Linked DNA regions of Homo sapiens: region 2 is linked to region 1. Evidence: read pairs that join two places in POLR2A ChIA-PET (ENCODE). Cell type or tissue: Panc1. All regions are shown on one strand. Each heading gives the region's core, and the rest is flanking DNA. Links, peaks and the distances in the headings are about the cores only.

Evidence for each region. ChIA-PET counts read pairs that join two places held together with the same protein. Peaks named below come from ENCODE experiments on the same cell type or tissue, not always from the same donor. Only the 100,000 strongest peaks of a DNase experiment are listed, where the experiment ranks them.
Region 2: POLR2A ChIA-PET joins it to region 1 with 5 read pairs; 2 of 35 experiments call an interaction of 5 or more read pairs at or near these places.

What each region holds. Positions count from the first base shown.
Region 1 is chr5:124,816,062-124,824,145 of GRCh38, forward strand. No RefSeq gene overlaps it. Among named protein-coding and RNA genes, the nearest start is that of ZNF608, 73 kb to the left of the region's middle. In Panc1, for the core only: no CTCF peak of the experiment used is centred there; no DNase peak of the experiment used is centred there.
Region 2 is chr5:123,912,656-123,919,197 of GRCh38, forward strand. No RefSeq gene overlaps it. Among named protein-coding and RNA genes, the nearest start is that of CSNK1G3, 400 kb to the left of the region's middle. In Panc1, for the core only: no CTCF peak of the experiment used is centred there; a DNase peak (open chromatin) is centred at 4,306; H3K27ac peaks cover 2,737 bases.

The DNA of each region.
Region 1 (8,084 bases), core at 463-5,462:
AGTGGTCTGGTCTACTCTTGTGAAAATGACCATTAGGCTACACTGAATTTTCTTTGTGATTGATTTCCATCAGACCATAACTAGCTACAAAAGTGTGACCGAAGGATGTTTCTTTCTGAAAACAATGTCTACCGTTTTAATGATTTCCAAGCACATCTTTCTCCATGAAACTTCTAATCTCTTTAAATTGCTAGTGAAAGGGGTTTTAAAACATCTAGTTACTGATTCCTGCTTCTTAGAGCTGTAATTCAAAGAGGAGCAGTGCCTCTGATCACTTAGAAGAGACTTTGAGAAGTACCTCTACAAAGACATCTTAAAGTAAACAGAGCAATCTTACTCTGGTCTCTGTCTGTCACTGAGGCATACGTGTGGGAGGACTGATGGCAAACAGCACGGAGCTGATTTCAGTTACAAATAATTTAATCGTTTCTTCTTTCAAGGGGAAGCCAAACAAGGTTCTCCGGAATTTTCTCTGTCTATCAACAAAATGATCTGGTCATCTATGTTCTTTCATTTCAAAAACTGGGACATATTCCAGACTCTGTGGTCTGTCCAGAAATCCCAAAAAATGAGTCCAAGAATCTGAGTCAGGTGTTAGCACCGACCAATTTGTTGGCCTCAGGGTTTTCATTAAAAAGGCAATATGGGCTGGGTGCGGTGGCTCACACCCGTAATCCCAGCACTCTGGGAGGCCTAGGGAGGAGGATTGCCTGAGACCATGAGTTTGAGACCAGTGTGGGCAACACAGTAAGATGCCCCCCACCCCCTATCTCTACAAAAAGAAAAAAGTCAGTATGTTTAAATATCACTCTGACAACCAATTCTAAACACTTTTGGCTCTATTCAACCTAAAGATTGATATTTGACCATATAGATTAATAGTTCTCATTGTCTGCACTTCAGAAACACTGAAGACCTTAATAAAGAAAAGAAAAACGAAGGGAAGAGAATAATATAGATACATAATGAAAAAAATTCAATCCACACAAAAAAGTATACAGTGAATTAATGCTCTCTCCCATCCAAGCTTCAGTTTTCCAGTCTCTAACTCTCTTTCAACTGGGATTAAAAAACATACAGATGCCCAAACCTCCCCTCATTCCCACTGGGTCAGTATCCTCTGGCATGGGTACTTCTGGTAAGTTCCCTGGGTGATCCTATTGCCCAATCAGATTAAGAACCACTGACTTTGATGGTGTGGCAGAATTCCTGGACCTCATGCTGGTGGGAACAGTATAAGATGCGTGGGTCTGGGGACTCACTGAGTATCAGACTTTAGAATTGGAGAACCCTTATTATGTGCACTTGTTAGGGTGAAAAGGTTTTGTGGTACTTGCTTAAGAGGCAGTTTAATATAGTCAAGACAAAACAACACTACAACAAAACAAACTTATGACTTGGGATGTAAGAAAAATCACTAGATATGACTTTACCAATACTTCGTTGTATGACATTGCCATCACATTGGAAAACTTAGGAGGCTGAAGTAAATGAAAGTGTAATGTTTACCTTGCTAATATTCTGTAGTGTAAAAGGTAGATGACCTACCCTGGATCAATCTATACTTTTTTCCTAACACTACCTGGTTTTGTTCAGGTACCTAAGCCCTCTGACATAGCCCAAAAACTTCAAGGGAAGCTGACTCCCACATGGCCTATGGGTGAGGCGGATTGATTGAGGGATAAGTCCTTTTCTCTTTAGGAATGGGTATATGATCCAGTTCCAGAAAATATAAGATGCTGACAGATTTGTAGGAAGTTTCTGAAACTATGAGGATCTAGTTCCTCCCTCCCACCAAATGTGAACAAGAAAGCACCAGAACTCTGACTGGTACTGTGGCCATTCTGTGATTAACGTGGAGTGGACTTTAGTACTGGGCTTTCACTCTGAAGGCAGAGTGAACAGACTAATAGAACCCAGACCCAGGTCGATGTATTGAACGATGTCATCCAACAATGCTGAAGCCCTCACTATATCTGGACTTTCTGATAGATGAGCCAATAAATCTATTGTTTAAACAATTCTGAGCTTAGTTTTCTGTTACTTGAAGCTGAAATCCACCTCAGTAATCCGTCTTATTTAAGTCTAAATCCCTCACTCAAGGTCTTAATTCATTCCCTGCTTTCAGGTATCTTTCATTAGCTTCTTGGCAATTTACCTTGTTTTTATGTTTTTTTTTTTTTTTTTTCAGTTTTATGACCTCCACTCACCCTGATAACTTAGTGACTACTAATCTGCCATTTTTATCATCTCTTCTCTGCCTACTCTTGGCCCATCACAAATTAGCATTTAGACGCGTTGAAGTTTACGTGTATATATCTATATAGCTCTTGTTCACAGTAAGGGGATACTTTACTAGTGACAAGTGGAGAGGAAGCTAATGTACAGTCAGTCACCCATTTTAGAAATCTAAATTGGAAATTGTAAAAGAAATTTCCAATGTCCACTTCCTAGCTTTAATTAAGTAAAGGACCATTTGAATCCTGATGCTAAAGGATCAAGAAATAGATTATTTCATGCAGAATGTAAAAGTTCTTTCTTCTTACCTTGGGGAACTGATTTTATAGGAATTCAGGGGAAGGAAGGGAGGGAGGGAGGGGAAAATCCATTTTTTTCCTAGTTTTACATCTCAGGGCGTTTTCACGTATAACTTCAGTTAAGTCTTACAACAAGTCTGCAAGGTAAGTAACTTTTATCTCCACTTTATGTTTGGGGGCAACTGAAGCTTAAATAAATAATGTTCTCAAGGCCACTCAAATGTGTGTCAGAGCCAGATTTACACCAAGGACTGTAAGACTCCAGAGTCATATATTCTCTACAACTTAAACCTCATCAGCTCTTTGCCCTATCCCTGGCAAGTTTTTCTGACTTTTGCAGTCTTCTCCAGTGGTCTCTTTACTGAGCAAGTGGTCAGTGTCATGGCGACGGCCTTCTAGCTTTGGGCTGCTTGTGGCTTCCATTCCTGGGTAGTTCTGCCCTTCTCCTCAGGCCCTTGGAAGCCAGTGATAACGCCCGGCTGCTTCTCTCCCAGGCAACTCTGGTAAATACAAGGTCACTGAATAAATGGCTGGTTCCCATCAAATATTTCCCTGACTTGATTCCCCTACCATACTTCGGTGGTCTTGTGGTCGCCACATATGAAATTATAGCCCTGGTTATAGTCACCAACCTGGTCTTGTGGATCGTTGCAATTGATTGAATTGTTCACAAATACCCACTACTTGTTTTTATGCTGCATATTTTCTCTGTTTTCTCTTAAGTAATATGTCTCAGCTCTTAGTGAAACCTGCCACAGTGCCCAGGAACACACATTTATATACTCTCTGACATGTCAAGCTTAAAGTATGATGAATCACCCTGAGCAGGCTGGGGTGGCTCTCTTTTTAGAATTATTCCCAACCACGACATCAGAACACTGTAATAATATGGAGAGAAAGTGGATGGGAAGAAGCATTGACAACAAGGAAAGAAAGAAGGGAGGGAGGGAGGGAAACAGATCTGGAATGGTTGAACCTATAGAACTGCTGATACGATTTTATCAATTCTATTTACATAGACATTGTTTTGGCTCAGTGATGTCAATATCAGTACTTCTGAAAATTATATTTAGAGGGTAACAATGTAACGAGATCTAGACATCAACTCAAAGATAAAAGCAGAATTTTCTTTTGGAGTTGCCAGGGGGCATCTGGCCATTCTTATTGAAAAAAGCAATGTCCTGATTTTCTTATTTCTCTCCCACTACTTTACCACCCCCAGTAGTTTGAGGGACATGGGGAAGGAAGAGCACAGATCTCCACATTTCTTGAATGTTTCTCATATGCTAGGAATGTTCATGTCTGTGAATTCATTTGATCATCACAAAAACTGTTCAGTGAAGGTAGGTGAAAATTATTATCCCTGTTTTTTGTCCTTAAGATAAGGGAGGCACATAGAAATTGAGTAATGTTCCCTACCATTGCTAGTGAGTGACTAAGTGGAGACTTGGACCTCCTCTTGTACCAGGCCCTTTGATATGGTTTGGCTGTGTCCCCACCCAAATCTCATCTTGACTGTAGCTGCCATAATCCCCACATGTTGTGGGAGGGATCAGGTGGGAGGTAATTGAATCATGGGAGTGGGTCTTTCCTATGCTGTTCTCATGATAGCGAATAAATCTCATGAGATCTGATGGTTTTATAAAGGTGACTTCCCCTGCACAGGCTCTCTTGCCTGCCGCCACGTAAGACATGCCTTTGCCCCTCCTTCACCTTCTGCCATGATTGTGAGGCCTCCTCAGCCATGTGAAACTGTGAATTCATTAAATCTCTTTCTCTTTATAAATTACCTAGTCTCAGGTATGTCTTTATTAGCAGCATGAGAACAGACTAACACACCCTTCACGTGCATTGTCTCATTTAATTTACACAACACTTTGATGAGGTAGGTAAAATTCTCTCATAGTTCTGGAGGCCAGAAGTCTAAAATCAAGGTGTCAGCAGGGCCATTCGCCCTTCAACGGCCCTAGAAGAGAATCCTTCCTTGCTTATTCCAGTTTATGGTGGCTCCTTGTGTTCCTTGCCGTGTGCCTCTGTTTTCATGTGGCCTTCTTTCCTGTGTCTCTGTGCCTTCTATTCTGTCTCTCCCAAGACACTTTCATTAGCTGAAGGCCAACTCTAATCCAGTATGAGCTCATCTTGGTCTTTTTTTTTTTTTTTTTTTGAGATGGAGTCTCGCTCTGTCGCCCAGGCTGGAGTGCAGTGGCATGATCTCGGCTCACTGCAAGTTTTGCCTCCCGGGTTGACTTTTTTTTTTTTTTTTTTTTTTTTTTTGAGACAGGGTCTCACTCTGTCTCCCAGGCTAGAGTGCTGTGGTGTGATCTGGGCTCACTGCAAGCTCTGCCTCCTGGGTTCACACCATTCTCCTGCCTCAGTCTCCCGAGTAGCTGGGACTACAGGCCCCCATCACCATGCCTGGCTAATTTTTTGTATTTTTAGTAGAGATGGGGTTTCACTGTGTTAGCCAGGATGGTCTTGATCTCTTGACCTCGTGATCCGCCCACCTTGGCCTCCCAAAGTGCTGGGATTACAGGCGTGAGGCCACCAAGCCCAGCCAATCATTTTCTTAATTATATCTGCAAAGACCCTTTTTCCAAATTAGATCACATTCTGAGATTCAGGATGGACAAGGATTTTGGGGAAATACTACTCCATCCACTAGAGGAGGTCAGGAAATCGTACGCTTAAGTTCACAGCTATGTGGCTAAGAATCTAATTACTACCCTTGTTTATTTGATACTAAGTCTTGTTTATAACCACTTCAGAGACAACCCTGGGGATACACAGAGTTAAGTCGTGGGCTTTGCATGGGGCTCAAAGATTTGCAATAATAGTTAGAAAGGAGAGCTAGAATAACAGTTAACTAAAATTAATGTGGCTCTATTTGAGGGCCCCCCACCTAGCAAGTGTGGTAGTGTGGAAATGATAAAAACTGCATGAAGATCTTTGGTGAAACAATCAAAGCTGAAGAACCATGTCTTAGGGGACTCTATTGGGAAAGGGATTAATGTAATGGAGACTATGACAAGTTACTGTGATGGCATAGAACTTAATGCTAAGGCAATAAAGTGAGAAGCTCCCAAGAGTTCACAGGCTTAGAAAATAAATACAAGAGTAGAAGATTTTAAATGAATTAGTGAACACAACATTCTTGGATATTCTTAAGCATTTAAGAAGATCGATAAAAATTAGGAATTACTTTTTTGCACTGTGCTTCTTTAGTGGAGATACATTTGCAAAACTGGTCTTAATTTTAGTCATTGATTTGTAAATATTATACACGGATTATATAGAACTTAGTAGAAATTTCTAGCCGTTCTGCTGTAAGTTTTCTACCCTCTTTCCCAAATCTTGGGAAGAAAAATCATGATTCAGAAATTAGGAGAAAGAATCAAAGAAAGGTCAGAAAAGGTGGAGGGGAGGAGAGGGCATCGAACCAATCTAGCTAATGAAAAACACAGACAAGAAATATGATAACATGGAAATCAGATTTACAATGGTGAATTAAGTCTAAAATTCAAAAGCAGTCTTTACAGTCACTTGCGAAACATTTTTCTTTGATTTCCTTACAAACTTCCTTCTGTTGATAAATTGCAGCATTTTCACCATGGAATGGTTAAGCACTACATTTGGGGCATCCATCACTGAGCGAATCATCCAAATCTAACAAAATGAACATTGTGGTAGTGCTGCTGCAATTCTAATGCCCTGGGAGTCTTCAAGGTGCTCCAGAGAAAGAAAAGGAAAAACTCTGTTGTCAAATGTTTGGAATCAATTAAATCAAAGTAAGACGATCTTGGATTGTATTTATGAAGTCATAAAAACATTTTATCAAAACAGTCATCTAGAGAGTACTCAAGAAACTAAAAATAGAACTACCATATGATCCAGCAATCCCACCTGTGAGTACATATCCAAAAGAAGTGAAATCAATATATTGAGGCAACATCTGCACACCTAAGTTCATTGTAGCATTATTCACAATAGCCAGGATATGGAAATGACCTAGTGTCCATCAGTGGATGAATGGATAAGGAAAATGTGGTATATACACACAATGAAATACTACTCAGCCTTAAAAAAAAAGGGGGGGGGATATCCTGTCATTTGCAACAACATGGATGAATCTAGAGGACATTATGCTAAGTGAAATAAGCCAGGCACAGAAAGACAAATACTGTATGATCTCACTTATATGTGGGATCCAATAAAGTTGAACTATGGTTACCAGCGGCTGGGGTGGGGTAAAAGGATGGGAATGGAGGAAATGTGGAATTGTTAATTAAAGGGTACAAAGTTTCAGAGAGACAGGGAAGTTAGGTTTTGAGATCTATTGCACAGCAGGGTGACTCTAGTTAATAATAACTAGGAGAGTAAATTTCATACGTCTCACCATAAAAAATGATAGGGAAGGTAGATGATGGATATGTGAATCAGTTTGATTTAATCATGCCATGTTGTGTACATATATCAAAACATCACATTGTACCCCATAAATGTGCACAATTATGATTTGTGAATCAAAATAATTTTAATACTAAATTTTTAAATTTCTTCAGGTACCTCAGAAAGGACTCTCTTTCATTAAGAAGTATAGAAAGTGTTTATATATATGTGTCTACTTATGAGGCTAAGAGGGAAAATGTGTTTTTATTTAAGCCTGCCGTTTAAACAATGGAGAGAATAGGCCATCCATTAAGAGTTTGATCCCATCCAACTAGCATCATGTATGAGAACTTATTTGTCCCTTTCACATTTATACTCTAGCCCTGATTTTGCTTGGCAACTTACTGGAGAATTTTCAGTATCTTGAAAGCTCCTTAGTATTTTGAGAATGGCACTGAATTGTTTCCCTTGTAACAGATTTAGCAAGTGAAAAATGGAGGGTTTTTTTTCCCCTCATTTTCAGACATAATCTTGGCAGAATGTTTAAAAGAAAGATAAACAAAATGTCAGGAACACTTACAAAAGAACACTGCAACAGAGATGCAAGAGGTGGCAGGGAACAGAATAAATGGATATTGTCATACAGATGGCAGCTGCTGCTAGATTGTCCAATACAGTGATATTTAGTTTTCTTCCATGGACACTGAACTCGTTTCAAATAGCCCTGACACGGCAAAAGTGGAAAGGAAGCGCCTTTCCTTTTCTTCTCTGCCACATGGGGTAAGTCATAAAGTCATTCTTGGTACCACGGACTCATCTATTTCCAGAGAGGTTATGAGTGTAAGTGGGAGAATAAATGTTTAGCTTCCCAAATCACCTTGTTCCCTGGGAGGTTTCATCAAACCTAGCAGAATCTGTATGGATGCTCCAAATCTGTCTGTTCTAAGCACCCACAGATGTTTTCTCTTGGCACTCATAATAAGGATCTAGGATTAAATGTTACCATTTAATAATTAATTCCATTCAAACTCTCCCTCCCTTCTGTTGAAGGCTGGCACTCTGGTATAACTGCTGATGTGCTGACATCCTGGAACACCCGAAGTGCTGATTTCCATGCTATTTGTAACATTATATTCAGGATAAAAGTACTTTAATTTCCCA
Region 2 (6,542 bases), core at 1,543-6,542, 900 kb before region 1:
AATGTGAACCAATCCACTATTTTTAACATTAAAGATTTGTTTTCCTTTTTACTCTGCTCTTGTTTCCTAAAGTTCTTCTGCTAACTTGACATACATCTGTATTTTTTTTACATTATTTTCATCATTATTGTCATTAATTTAAAAAATGTTTATGGAAAATATACCTATCTTCACATTTAAAGTCCCTGTGCTCCAACATGGGAAGATACAAAAATGTGAAATACGGTCATGACCTGAAGGAGTTTCCCCTCTAATTGGGGGCACTATGTTCTTAAATGCAACTACTGCCTCCAGATTCTTCCCCTCTCCCACCACCTTTTAGAATGTCACCAGACACACAAATGCAAATTTCCGGGTAACTTGAAAAAGCAATACAAATTTATAAGTCTCTCTTTAATCTCTTTTTCATATCTCAATGAATGGCAAAGGGGAAATGCAAAAGAACCCAACAGAGAGTTGATTTTACTTGAAGTCTTGAGTTCTGCAGAGAAGTCTTGAAGACAGCCTTAACTTTGAATGCACTGCACTAGTAACAAACATATTTATTGGCTTGAGAACAACCTCTGTCCAATCACTGGATGACAGTAAAACTAGGCAAACACAGGGGCAACCCCTTAAAGGCTAATCTTAAAAATAAAAACAATAATAATTTCAAAAATTGAGTAGAGATATCAGTGGCCACACACTGCACATGAAGCAGATTTTATAGGTTTGGACCATACAAATTACAAAAAAACATTTAAAAACACAAACAACCAGCACCAATAAGAACTCTGGGGGAGAAATCAGAATTCATAACTGGTATCATGTATTATTTTTAAAAATTTTCAACAAAAATATAAGATATAAAAGAATAAGGAGAGTATAACTCAGAAAAAAGCAGTAGATCACTCCAATTAAAGATGTTAGATTTAGCAAAAGCTTAAAGCAGCTATTATGAATATGTTCAAAGAACTGAAAGAAATAATGTTTAATGAGTTAAAGGAAAACGTGACAATAATGAATCAGTCAACGGAGAACCTTAATAAGGAGATGGAAATTTTTAAAAAATAGGATTTTTAAAACAAATTATTTTAAGTAAAAACACTGAAAGGCAACCTAAGCAATATCATTCAGGACATAGGCATGAGCAAAGATTTATGACAAAGACACCAAAAGCATTTGCAACAAAAGTAAAAATTGACAAATGAGATCTAATTAAACTAAAGAGCTTCTGCATGGCAAAAGAAACTATCAACAGAGTACACAGACAATCATCAGAATGGAAGAAAAATTTTGCAAACTATGCATCTGACAAAGATCTAATATCCAGCATCTATGAGGAACTTAAACAAATTAACAAGAAGTAAACAAACAACCCTATTAAAAAGTGGGCAAAGGACATGAACAGACACTTTTCAAAAGAAGACATACATGTAACCAACAAGCATATGAAAAATAGCTCAACATCACTGATCTTTAGAGAAATGCAAATCAAAACCACAATAAAATACCATCTCACACCAGTCATAATGATTATTTTTAAAAAGTCAAACTATAACAGATGCTGGTGAGGTTGTGAAGAAAAAGGACACTTATACATTGTTAGTGGAAGTGTAAATTAGTTCAACCATTGTGGAAGACAGTGTGGTGATTCCCTAAAGACATAAAGCTAGAAATGCCGTTCGACTCAGTAATCCCATTATTGGGTATATACCCAAAGGAATATAAATCATTCTATTATAAAGACACATGCATGTGTGTATTCATTGCAGCACTATTTACAATAGCAAAGACATAGGATCAACACAAATGCCCATCAGTGATAACACTGGATAAAGAAAATGTGGTACATACACACCATGGAGTACTATGCAGCCATCAAAAACAATGAGATCATGTCTTTGCCAGGACATGCATGGAGCTGGAGGCCATTATTCTCAGCAAACGAATGCAGTAACAGAAAACCATGTACCATATGTTCTCACTTGTAAGTGGGAGCTAAATGATGAGAACACATGGACCTATGGAGGAAAACAGCATACACTGGAGCCTATTGGAGGGTGGAGGGTAGGAGGAGGAAGAGGATCAGGAAAAATAACTGATGGGCACTAGGCTTAATAGCTGAGTGATGGAATAATCTGTACAACAAACCCCCATGACACAAGTTTACTTATGTAACAAACCTGCACATGTATGCCTGAACTTAAAGTTAAAAACAAAGAACAAAATAGAAATTCTAAAATTAACAAGTACAATTAATACAATAAAAAATGCAATAGAAGACCTCAACAGCAGATGGGAGATGGAAAAAATCCATGAAATAGAAAATAGATAAATAGAAATGATGAACACAGAAAATATTTAAGAAATATGAGCAGAACCTCAAAGACATGTGGGACCATGTTAAGTGTACCAACATGGGTGTAACTAGAGACTCAGAAGAAGAGAAAAAGAAAGCAATGGAAAATATATTTGAAGAAATAATGGCCAGAAAATCCCCAAATTTGATGAAAACCGTTAACTACACATTCAAAAAGTTCAACAAACCCAAAGTAGGATAAATATGAAGAAATCTACACCTAGGCACATCATACTGTTAAAAGACGAAGGAAAAGAAAAAAGTCTTAAAAGCAGCAAGAGAAAAATAGGTAGATAGTCCCTGACTTACAATAGTTTGAGGATTTTTCCACTTTGTAGTGGTGCAGAAGTGATATGCATTACTAGAGACTGTACTTCGAGTACAACCATTTTGTTTTTCACTTTCAGTACAGTATTCAATAAATTATGTGAGATAGTCAGCACTTTATTATGAAATAGGGTTTGTATTAGATTATTACAACCTAGTAGGTGGTGGTCAGGATTCAAACCCAAAACTTCTGATTTCAAGTGTTTCAGAATCTACTACGTGAGGGGCCTAAATCCCATAATTCCCACTTACCTGTGAGAGCATTTTAATGTAAAATAAAGTCTTCTAATCTAAGGGAGGAAAATCATAACATTTGCAGGAGTAAGTTTTAGCTTTAACAAGTTTACCAAGAATGTACAAAATAAAATCTTAACACCAGCCATGGGGGAAGGATAGTGTGGGAGAAATGGCAGTGGGAGTGGGAACGATGGTAATTCTTGGTAGATTTTCTGCCCAAATGGGATGAAATATGCGTAAGACACTTTTGTTATTTTCATTATGTCACAATCATTATAGGATAACTGTTCATGTAATCTATTGTCATGGTACATGGTATTTAATATTTTACCAGTAAATCCTAACAGTATTCTGATAACAGAGGTTGTTTTTATTTGACTTTGTAAATATAAGGAATACAGGTAAAATAACTCTGTGGTAAGTAGAACTTAGAGTTGCAGTCTAAGTACATGGCTGTTGTTCTAATCATGGAAAAAAAATGTTCTGTTGAAATTGCTGCTGCTAAGTCCTTGCTAAAGAGTCTATTCACTATAGAATCAGAGTCAAGTGAATGGAATCGATCATTACAGGGCTCGATAGCAAACTCTGCAGGCTACACATTTTGTATCACAGTCTTTTTCTAACTTCCTCCAGTCATGAGCTGTGGGCATGATTTTCAAGTTATTTGCAACTGGATATTTGACTCTTTAAGGCCAAGAGAAAAAGTATAAAATTTATAGTAATTTTTCTTCCAGTAAAATTAAGTAAGTTACCTGGTTTATTAGGTAAGAGGTAATTTAGTATGCATATTAAACAGTAGATCATTAGCACTTAATTTTTTAAGGTCTTTCACAATGGGGAGAGTGGACAGATGATTTTTGCTCCTTGTTTTCAAATGTCCCAAAGGTCATTCTTTATTTCTCTTTAAGCCATCAGGAAACCAGGCACTCCCGACTTGTATGCCCTTTTTCTCCCCGCGTAGAAGACTGGTTTGACATGTCACAAGTGTTGTACAGGTCATTTGCGTTGCAGAAAGGAACCAGGAAGCCAGTGAAATGTAGCTGCTTTTTAAAAAAAGGTTGAAAAAATCAATAATAAATTATCTTCCTATATAGCAGTTTAGGTTCTTTGCACGTCCCCTCTGACATGTAGATGTAGTTATAAATTGATTTAGTTGGGGACCATAAAGAATCTCGCTTGCTCTGGACTGCCTAGTGAATGTGTATTAGTGAAATAAAAATAACCCACCTTGTCAGAGAGCCTTTCTAGAAGCTGCCGAACCCAGCAAGTTATTTTTATAGTTTAATGAGCTAAGCCCTGGCTTCCACAGGGAGACACAACAAGTGGAGTACTTCATAATTTACTGCTGTAAAGTGATCAGGATTCATGTTGTCTATAAAACATGAAAAACATTCTTCATTCCTTACCAATTAGATCATAGTTACAACTCACAGTTCCTTTGAGCTTAAAAGAAAAAATTTAACTGCTAGACATAAATGAATGCTGTGGTTAAATTAAACCCTTCAACAGCCCAAACAGGCTTGAAAGAAATGCCTTCTGGATGTTATTAACACGCATATTTAAGTGCTATTTTTAAATTTTAACTGCAAGCCATAGCAAGCACAAATGTTTAGAATAGCTATTTTGGCATCGTAGCATTGCTTTCACATTTTTCATCTTTCCTAATTCTTTCCAATAATTATTTCACCTTTTATTATTTTTAAAAAAATTTTTTACAGAGATAGGAAACCTGTTTTATGAAAATAATTGTATTTTGGGAAGCAAAAAGCAATTAATGTCAATGCAGCTTTGGAGTAAAAAGTTCTCTTTTCAATTATCATGTCAACAGAATTGTGTTTCATTTTCCATGAGTATTCTAACATCTGCAGGAACTGAGTATTTGAACTCAATAACTTTTAAAATGTATAATTTATTTATAATTATCATGATATATTTATTATAGAAAAATGTAAACATAACTATAAGGAAGATAATTAAAGCTACCCATACCAACCAAAGTAAAATCTGGGCATAAAACTTTCCAGTGTGTGTATGTGTGTGGGTGGGCGGTGGAGAAAGAGAGAAGGGGAGGGAGAGAAAGAGAGAGAAAGAAGACGAGAGGAGAGGAGAGGAAAGAGAAATAAAGAGGCAAAGAGAGGCAGAAAGAGAGATAAAGAGATTTAGTTTCTTATATTGTCTATATCGCAACAATATATATTTTCTTACAACATTACATCGTTTTTGAACACAAAAATGTATTAGTTTTCTAGGGCTGCCATAACAAAATATCACAGACTGGGTGGCTCTTAAATAAGTGAAATTTATTTCTCACAGTCCTGGAGGCTGGAAGTACAAGATCCACTTGTTAGTAGGTTTGGTTTCTTCTTAGTACTCTCTCCTTGGATTGTAGACTGCCAAATTCTCATTGTGTCCTCAATGACCTTTTTTATCTGTGCATGTACACATGCCCCTGACATTTCTTCCTCTTCTTGTAAGTGTGCCAGTTCTATTTGGTTAGGGCCCTATCCTTCTAAGTTCATTTAACCTTTAATACCTCTTTAAAGCCCTTATCACGACTTACAGTCATCTTGGGGGGTTAGGGCTTCAACATATGAATTTTGGGGGAACACAATTCAGTCCAGAACACATGACTTTAAAAGTTCACATCATAGTTTATCATCTGTGTCTCCTATATTTAAATAATTATGCTGATTTTGAGTAATTAGATTTATTTTTCATTGACAAATAATAATTGTGTATTTTTACATGTGCACACATACACAAATATACAAATACACAAATTACACAAATACAATGTGATGTTTATATATAAATATATAATATATATATGTACATGCATTGTGGATTATATCATGATAATTAACCTATCTACCATCTCCCATACTTATTATTTTTGTGCTGAGAACATTTAAATCTTCTCTTTTGACAATTTTGAAATATATGATATATTATAATTAAATATGGTCATCATTCTGTGCAATAGACCTCAAAAACCTATCCCTCCTGTAGAACTAAAACTTTGTAATCTTTGGCCAACATCTCTCAATTCCCTGCCCTCCCCACCGGCAACTCTGGTAACCATTTTACTCTGTAATTCTGTGAGTTCAACTTTCTAGATTCCACATATAAGTGAGATCGTGCGGTATTTGTCTTTCTATGCCAGACTTACTTTACTTAACATAATAACCTCCAGGTTCATCCATTTTATTGCAAATGTAGAGATTTCCTCTTTTTAAAAGCTGAATAGTCTTTCATTGTGTGTATATGTATGCCACATTTTCTCTATCCATTCATCCGTTGATGAACACTCAGGTTGATTCCATATCTTGGCTATTGTGAATAATGCTGCAATGAACATAGGAAGGCAGCTATCTCTTCAACATACAAATTTTATTTTCTTTGGCTATATACTTAGAAGTAGGATTGCTGTATCATATGGTATTTCTATTTTAAATTTTTTAAGGAACCTCCATGATATGGTTTGGCTCTGTGTCCCCACCCATTTCTCATCTTGAATTGTACTCCCATAATTCCCATGTGTTGTAGGAGGGACCCTGTGGGAGATAATTGATTCATGGGGGTGGTTTCCTCAGTTCACGTGGAAGTGAATAAGTCTCATGAGATCTGATGGTTTTAT